Regions from separate parts of the Homo sapiens genome. Here region 2 is linked to region 1. A link is an interaction called in ENCODE POLR2A ChIA-PET data of the cell type or tissue named here. Cell type or tissue: MCF 10A. All regions are shown on one strand. Links, peaks and the distances in the headings refer to the core of each region. The heading gives the core; the rest is flanking DNA.

Region 1 (4,397 bases), core at 68-4,067:
CCTCTGCCTCCCAGGTTCAAGCAATTCTCCTGCCTCAGCCTCCTGAGTAGCTGGGACTACAGGCGTGCGTCACCATGCCCGGCTAATTTTTGTATTTTTGGTAGAGACAGGGTCTCAACATGTTGGCCAGGATGGTCTCGATCTCCTGACCTCATGATCCTCCCGCCTCGGCCTCCCAAAGTGCTGGGATTACAGGCGTGAGCCACCATGCCCAGCCCATTTCTGCTTCTTAAATGTGTTTAGGTCTTCTAGATTTTATGTGATTATTGATATGGTTAGGTTTAAGTCTATTATATTTTGCTATTTGCTTTACATTTGTCCCTTTTTTTTCTCTTTTTATGCTTTCTTCTGAATAAGTAAGTATAGTTTCTAATTCCATTTTATCTCCTTTGTTGGCTTCTTAGCTACAACTCATTGTTTCACAGGATTGTGTTAGGATTTATAGTATTTAACTTTAACTTACCATGGTCTTCCTTCAGGTGATATACCACTTCATGTACAGTACAGGAACTTTACCAAGAATCACATCTTGTTTCTAGACCTGAGGTATACTATGTCTTTGTCAAAATGGGAGAGAAGCAAGTACTAGAAAAACATAAAAGAAACAGTAACAACAAACTGAGACCTCCTCCTTAGCTTCATTTAAAAAGAAAGAATTGAAAAGGAATTAGATATTTAAAAATTAAAACTCTGTAACTGGACCACCTGGGTTTGAATTCTATTTCTGCCCGTTACATATTGTATAACCTTGGGCAAGTTGGTTAGCCTCTCTGTGCCTCAGTTTCTATATCTTTACAATGAAAGTAACAGAAACATCCAATGAGTTAATACAGGTAAAATGCTTAGAACACCAAGCATCTATTAAATGCTCAGTGTATTATTATTCACACTGTATAAGACAATATTTTCTAACTCCCTATACCTTATCTTGTTTACACAGCTCCCACACAAGGTTACTCTGCTCCAAGTGAATCAGTAAGGAGATTAACTATAGTTAGACTCTTAGTTGCAAAAAAATCAAATTACCTCAAATATCATTACATATATGATACTATTTATTGAACATCTGTTATACGCTTAGCATTGTTCTAAGCTTTCCATGTGTCATTCTCACTTAATCCTCACATCAACCCAGTGAGAAGTATTGTTATGATGCTCATTTTACAGATGAGAAATGAGACAGAGAGTTTAAGCGATTTGCCCAAGGTTGCAGGGGCTGGTAAAAAAGCCAGAATTCTAATGTCAAATGTCTGACACCAAAGCCTACAATCTTTCCTGGGGGTGGGGAGGAATGAATGCAGTCTCAAGAAGGGCAGGAGCCACAGAAGTACTAAAGGAAGAACAGTATCTACAGTGCCAGAAACTAGAATCTTCACTCTCATGTTCCATACCTCTCTCTCAAACCACATGGTTTCTCTCAGAATTTTGCACTTCTCTCAGCACACATGCCCTACTCTTTTATAGTTACCAAATGGCTTCCTCATCTCCTTTATCATTTCTGTAATTCATAGCTTCTGCTTACATCTACTTTCCATTCCCTTAAACTTTAGTTTTACAGGACTCTACACCAACACATCTTTGCAGCTTCAGCTCCCATGGTTCAATGGTAAATTAACTCCATGTTTTCTATAACTGACTATATAAATTTTCCCAGGTGGTTGATGGATTAGCAACCCTTAGGTCAAATGCCCACTGCTGGACCAATCCACTGCAATACAGTTTTATATGGTTAAAAAAATAGCTATTGAGGTCTGTTCTTCTGCAATGTACTGTAGAAAAAGCAGATTTCCTCCAAAGGAACTGTGGGCAAGCCAGAATTATAAATGACATATCTAGGATACTGACTCAGATAAATCACTACTACTCTGGGACTCAAAAGTCTTGCCAGGATTTCTAATCTACTTAGTTATAGTAGTTAAGTAGTTATAAATACAAAATTTGGTTGTTACTAAGGGGATCATATAATTTACAGCATCACACAAGACATGAAATACAGGTCCAGTGATTATTAAGTCAAAGGTTGCCATACTCCATTCAAGAGTACCACAACTGAGGAGGAAAACCCACTATTATCTATTATTTCAAATACCGCTCAGAGTTAGAAGTAGTATCAATGACCCTATTCATCCTTATAGCTATATCTGTTAGGCCATATTGGAATGAAGCAGATGAGGTGGCTAGGTTTGTTGACTTCATTCCTACAGCCAGTTCAGCTGTCCAAACTGTTTAGATAAACAAGTGCAGCACAGATGGCTTCAATTAGTACTGCCTGTTCCCTTAAGTCCAAACCTTCAAAGTGGTTATCTTTAAAAACCTTTTGGCAATGAGTTCTATCTGTCACCTTTTGGATCTCTTGAAGAAAGGAAACAGAGTGACACGCTAAGTTAGTGAATAACAATATGTACTATCATTTCAATTCTAATTTCCCCTGCTTCATTTCTAAGGGCTGAATATTTAGTCCCACCTCATCAAAGGTACTGTATTTCCCGCCACATCCCAAACAAACCCTTCAATCCAAATCGTGCCAACAACACCTAGTTCTGGTTGCCACATCTTGAGTCATGCTGTTTCAACAATCAGTATGTTCTTTCCACATAAATGAAACACATTCCTTAAGGACCACTCCTGTCCTCACTGAGCCTCTTCTTCTGTGACCTGCTAATGCTCTTCAATCTGACACAAAACAACATATTGTTTTATGTTATTTACTGTGGTTTCACATATAAGACTGTCTCTGACCAAGAAGACATGAACAACAATACTTTTATGATAACACTCTCAAGTACTGTGCTTACAAGAAAACATTTAAAAATGCCAGTGGCCAAAATAAGCAAGTCAGAAGCAGAGTTTCTTATCCATAAGATATCCTCAAAATGTTGCTCTTTAAGTAGACTTATTCCTGTCCCTCTAGCTTTAAGAGATAGGATCTAAACTACAAAAACATACAAAAATATATCAGCATATCAAAATTGCAAAAAAAAGAAAAAACTTACTAATCACCCACCTACAAACCCCTAAACTATCTATAAAGATTTCAGCACATACACAAAAGTGTAGCTTAAGAAAAGCAACAGAAAACATACAGATTTGTCATGTAAGCTAATTCCAGAAGGCAAAAAAATGTTCTAGACAAATCCTGGAAATCTAAATCAGGACTGGAAGAGGTATAACGAATAATTTACTCCAGTAACCCTAGAGATCTAGAATAACCACAGATGCAACAGAATCTGGGCTATAATTACACTTGATCTTCAAAATTCTGAAAGAAAGAGTAAAAGAAATCCTTACAATGATCCTATGAGAAGGCACTATTATACCCAATTACAAATAAAAAAGCTGAATGTTAAACAAATTAAGTAACTTGCCCAGATTCATACAGACTTTCATCAAAGAATTATAACCATTGTCTATCCTTAAAAAATTTATTTAATTTTAGCTTAGTAAATTATATGGCTGATCCCAAAAACATGTAGATACTTATTAGAAATTTAAGGAAACATAAAATTGAAATTTAGTTTTGACATTCACATTCCTTTCAATGCAAATTTAAGATATACAACTATTAGCCGACGGCAGTGGCTCACACCTGTAATCCTAGCACTTTGGGAGGCCAAGGCGGGTGGACTGCCTAAGCTCAGGAGTTCGAGACCAGCCTGGGCAACATGGTGAAACTCTGTCTCTACTAAAACACAAAAAATCAGCCAGGCATGGTGGCATGTGCCTGTAATCCCAGCTATTTGGGAGGCTGAGACAGGAGAGTACCTTGAACCTGGGAGGTGGATGTTGCAGTGAGCTAAGATCGTGCCACTGCACTCCAGCCTGGGCGACAGAGTGAGACTCTAACTCAAAAAAAAAAAAAAAAAAAAAAAGATATCCATCTATTAGAAAATAAAACTGATAATTTTTGACTAGACCTAACCAAAATCTATAGCCATATTGTGTTCCTAGCCAGCACATTTGAGCATATCACTACTTGTTCAAAAATCATTATTGTGGTCAAGCGTGGTGGCTCATGCTGTAATCCCAGCACTTTGGGAGTCTGAGGCAAGAGGATTACTTGAGCCCAGGAGTTTGAAACAAGCCTAGGCAACAAAGTAGAGACTATGTCTCTACAAAAAAACAAAAAAATTAGCCAGGGGTGGTGGTGTGCACCCGTAGTCCCACCTACTTGGGAGGCTGAGGCAGGAGGATCACTTAAGTCTGGGAGGTCAAGGCTGCAGTGAGCTGTGATCATGCCATTGGAATCCAGTCTGGGTGAGAGAGTGAGACCCTATCTCAAAAGGAAAAAAAATCATTAATGTCATTTAACTTTTTGACAATTGTTTAACCATTTGGGTAAAAAGACAAAAATTAGATCTTACATTAAAATAAGATGAATTAAAAATGAAAAATATTTA
Region 2 (4,397 bases), core at 174-4,173, 240 kb after region 1:
TTTCAATGTGTTTCAGTGGCCCTGCCAGTCTTCTTCCTTGTGGGTCCTTAGAGTCAATGGTTTGCCTGCTGGGATACAGGGAACCACTGTCACAAACCAGGTAGTGGCTTGAGCAAGCATTTTTTTTGTGTGTGTGCGTGCCTGTGTGTGTGTATGTGCGTGTTTCTTGGAGACGGAGTCTCGCTCTGTCGCCCAGGTGGAGTGTGGTGACATGATTTCAGCTCACTGCAGCCTCTGCCTCCTGGGTTCAAGCAATTCTCCTGCCCCAGCCTCCCGACTAGCTGGGACTACAGGTGTACGCCGCTATGCCTGGCTAGTTTTTTGTATTTTAGTAGAGACGGGGTTTCACCGTGTTGCCTAGGCTGGTCTCGAACTCCTGAGCTCAGGCAATCTGCCTACCTCGGCCTCCCAAAGTGCTGAGATTACAGGCGTGAGCCACCACACCCGGCCTTGTGTGTGTTTATTTAGCCCACATGACTACCCTAAGAAATAAACACTGCTGCTATTCCCATTTTGCAGGTGAGGAAACTGTTTAACTCAGAAGTTAACTTTTCTGAAGTCACAGCTAAATGGGGGAGCCATGGCTACACAGCCAGCACATTTGACCTGCACCCCAGACTCTTCCCCGAGGGGCATACACCCTCCACCTTCCTTGCTTGGGGAGTAGAGGGGTGGACTGTGTTGACCACTGCACCCCGTGACAGCATTTCCCACTTGACATTTGTAAAATTGTGGTTTAAAAAAATGAGTAAATAGACATGATCCCTGCTTTCCCAGGCCATGCCCCGATGCAGGAGGGTCATCTGCATAGTGTGGATGGAGGGACTCCATCCTTTCCCCCGATAACTCAGTTGGCCTGAGGCGGGTCCTGGAATAGCAGCCTTGGGAAATGAGCCTGGGCTGTAATATCACACAGCCCTGCTCTAAACTCCAGGTCCTTGCCATACCAGTTACATGGCCTTGGGCAGGTTTCTTAACCTCTCTGAACTTGTTTCCTCATTTGTAAAATCGGATATTATACAGTACCTACCTCATAGGGTTTTAACATTTTATTTCTAAGAATTAAATAAGGCAAAGCATGCGAAGGGTGTGACACATGCTCCTTGTGAACCCTAAGTGCCCCCAAAGGCCTCTAGTTCTTGGGGACGATACCCTCCAGTCCTTACTCCTGTCCCAGGATCTCGCAGGGTAGGATGCTCCACTTAGCAGAGACACCAGTGCTTCCCTTTTTTAATGGCTCCACTCCCACCCCCAGGGCTCTGGACCCAGTTCAGAAGTATGTTGGGGTGGGAGTTGGGGGGTGGAGGAGGCTTTAGGGACAGGTGCTCCTGTGGCGGTCCCTGCACTGTCCCTGAAGCCAGCTTTTTCAGAGGCACCCATCACATGTGGTGTGTACCCAACCCACTCCCTCCTTCCCCCTTCCATGAATACTTGAAATAAATAAAATATTAAGAGGAAATTAATCATGTATCTAACCAAGCTATTGGTATGAAATACTTGCTGAAGAAAATTATATGAAGCAGAACAGAAAAGACCAAAACAGTTATATAAAACAAAAGGAATTTAGTAATTTGAAAGGTAAGAGGATCAAAATCAGAGATAATATACATATTAGGTTAATGGGAAGAAAAATAGTCAAATTAGGTACCTAGTATTAACTCAATATTTAGTTGTAAAGGAATCAAGTAGAATTGTTTCTATTTAAGACTAGCTATTAAAGCAGCACTTAAACAGGGGGAAGGGGGTGGAATAAATGAAAGATACAAGCAGCAGTAGCTTAGAATGCAAGGGTTCACCCTTCCTCTCCCCCACCAGCAAAAAGGGCTCTTCAGGTTGAAGGAAGCCGGTCTGGCTGCCCAGTACTGAGTGTTTGCCCCTAGGGGGCGCCCAAGAACAGAGGCTCTCGCCAAGGGATCCAAGTGTTCCAGAAGTACCCCAGTGACCTGCCCCAGCTGCTCCCCTGCTTTCCCTGCCTGCATAGGGATTTAGAGCAGAACTTTTCCCTTGGGCAGAAATGGCCCCACGAGGCACAGGCGACTTCACAGGTCATGTCCAAACCCACACAATCATCAGCAGGAAATCATTTTTATCCAACCACTCATTCAGTCAACATATACCGACTGCCCCTCCTTGCCAGGCATGGCAACCCACACTTATAACAGAGGATGTGGAAACAGATTTAGGTTACAAGCCGAATAAACAGTTCAGAGCAGGGAGCAGGAATAAAGGGAACAAGCTCCTCACCGCAGACACCCTACCTTTCAGGGTGGGCAGGTGTTCCTAAGAGCTGCCCCTCCATCCAATGGGACATGGCCTGTGGCTCTCCAGTGTCCACAAAATGAACAAAGTGCAGCCGAGCTTGAGGTCCTGCGGTCCTTGAGGATGATCTGAACCCACGCAGCTGATGGAGCCTTCGGAGGACACAGGTGCTGTCCCCGTACTGCCCTCAGAGCACAGCCCTGGTCTCCAGTTCACAGCGCCTCCCACAGGGAGAGGAGAAAACCTTCCTTTCTCTGAAGAAATGGAAGGAAGTCTAGCTGAGCCTCTTCTATGGGTCTGGGATGAGGTTGAGTGCTTTATAGACACGAGGCAGGATAAGCTTGTTAGGTAGTAATTTGTGTTTTTTTCCCAGAGCCCTAGGCGGGAGTAGGACCTCAGAGAGGAGCAGCCATGTGGGGGTCCCAGATTCTCAGAACATCCTCCGTCACTGGGGTGGCTCATCCATGGCAGAGCTGGCTGACCTCAAGTCACCCTAAGGACTGGAAACGGGTGTCTCAGTGGTGAGCAGTGCAGACAGGCCCAAGGCAAGACCCAGTCTCTTGTTCTTTCTCTACAGCCTGTGAGTATGTGTGCAAGAGAGTGTGTGTTGGGGGAACAGCCCTGAAAAAAGAGGGGCTCTAATTTCTTCCTTGCTTGGCAGGGTGAGCGCTCAGAGTGAAAGCTAAGTTGCTTTACTGGTTATCAAGGCAGCAGAATAACTGGGATTATCATACATTGGGGTAGGAGTAGAAAATGAGACACCCACTCTAGAAAAGAAAGTGTTTCCTGCACACTGGAATTTGTAAAGTGCATCATATTCATGACAAGGAATCCTCATGATACCGTAATGCCATTGTCAAATAGCTATGTTGACTCTCATCTTGTAGATGAAGAATCAAGGCTCAGAGAAAATCTCTCAAGCTGGCCGCAGGGCTGTTTCCACTGTGCCTGCTCCGATGGTTGGCAGGGGTACTGCGGCCACGGCACACAACTTTAGCAAAAGCACTGTGGGAAACGCAGCTCCCACATTGGGAATGCAGATCTGGTGGTTCTGGGAGAAAAGGTGTGGATTGTAGGAAAGTGAAAGTTGTCTGTCTATAAAGAAGGGTTCTTTAAGCCTGGGTAAAAATGGCATTCCCGTGTTCGGGGATAGGAAAAGAGTGGCTGGGAGTTTCCCTGAACCATTTGGCTTCCTGTAGCTCATGCAAACCAAGTGTTTGTTCCTGGGCCACTTAGGAAGCCTGCTCCTCCCTCACTCTTGGTTCCTTTGACCCTTGCCTAGATTTCCTGGCACAGCCACCAATGTAACTCACACACTGGGTGCCAAGGCTGTCCTCCCCCGCCTTCACCATCGGCCCTCTGTGTCTTGTTCAAGCCATCTCCTTCATTCATGTATTTAAGGTCTCTATGTACCAGGCAGAGCACTGCGTAGAAGCTGCAATCTAAAGAGAATAATAATAGCAAATGCTACTGTATTAGTCAGGGTTCTCTAGAGGGACAGAACTAACAGGATAGATGTATATATAAAGGGGAGTTTATTTTATTTATTTATTTATTTATTTATTTTCGAGACGGAGTCTTGCTCTGACCCCCAGGCTGGAGTGCAGAGGCGCGATATCGGCTCACTGCAAGCTCCGCCTCCCAGGTTCACGCCATTCTCCTGCCTCAGCCTCCTGAGTAGCTGGAACTACAGGCGCCCACCACCACACCCGGCTAATTTTTTGTATTTTTAGTAGAGACGGGGTTTCACTGTGTTAGCCAGGATGGTCTCGATCTCCTGACCCTGTGATCCGCCCATCTCGGCCTCCCAAAGTGCTGGGATTACAGGCGTGAGCCACCACGCCCGGCATAAAGGGGAGTTTATTACGGAGTATGGACTCACATGATCACAAGGTGAGGTCCAACAATAGGCCATCTGCAAGCTGAGGAAAAAGGAGGCCAGTCCAAATCCCAAAGCTGAAGAACTCGGAGTCCGATGTTCAAGGGCAGGAAGCATCGAGCACGGGAGAACGATGTATGTTGAGGCCAAGCCAGTCTAGTTTTTCCGTGTTCTTCTGCCTGCTTTTATTCTGGCCGCGATGGCAGCTGATTAGATTCTGCCTACCCAGATTGAGGGTGTGTCTTGCCTTTCCCAGTTC

Evidence for each region. ChIA-PET counts read pairs that join two places held together with the same protein. Peaks named below come from ENCODE experiments on the same cell type or tissue, not always from the same donor. Only the 100,000 strongest peaks of a DNase experiment are listed, where the experiment ranks them.
Region 2: POLR2A ChIA-PET joins it to region 1 with 5 read pairs; 4 of 35 experiments call an interaction of 5 or more read pairs at or near these places.

The regions. Positions count from the first base shown.
Region 1 is chr1:178,737,676-178,742,072 of GRCh38, reverse strand. All of the region lies in intron 1 of RALGPS2 (Ral GEF with PH domain and SH3 binding motif 2), which reads right to left. Among named protein-coding and RNA genes, the nearest start is that of RALGPS2-AS1, 14 kb to the right of the region's middle. In MCF 10A, for the core only: no CTCF peak of the experiment used is centred there; a DNase peak (open chromatin) is centred at 2,552.
Region 2 is chr1:178,499,410-178,503,806 of GRCh38, reverse strand. LOC101928866 (a long non-coding RNA gene) reads left to right here. Exons shown (of 6, transcript XR_001738307.2): 6 at 2,266-2,349. It also overlaps a transcript of CLEC20A not described here. Among named protein-coding and RNA genes, the nearest start is that of CLEC20A, 4.6 kb to the right of the region's middle. RefSeq lists a silencer at 1,716-2,160. In MCF 10A, for the core only: CTCF peaks have their summits at 1,877 (motif pointing right), 3,018 and 3,250; a DNase peak (open chromatin) is centred at 1,876.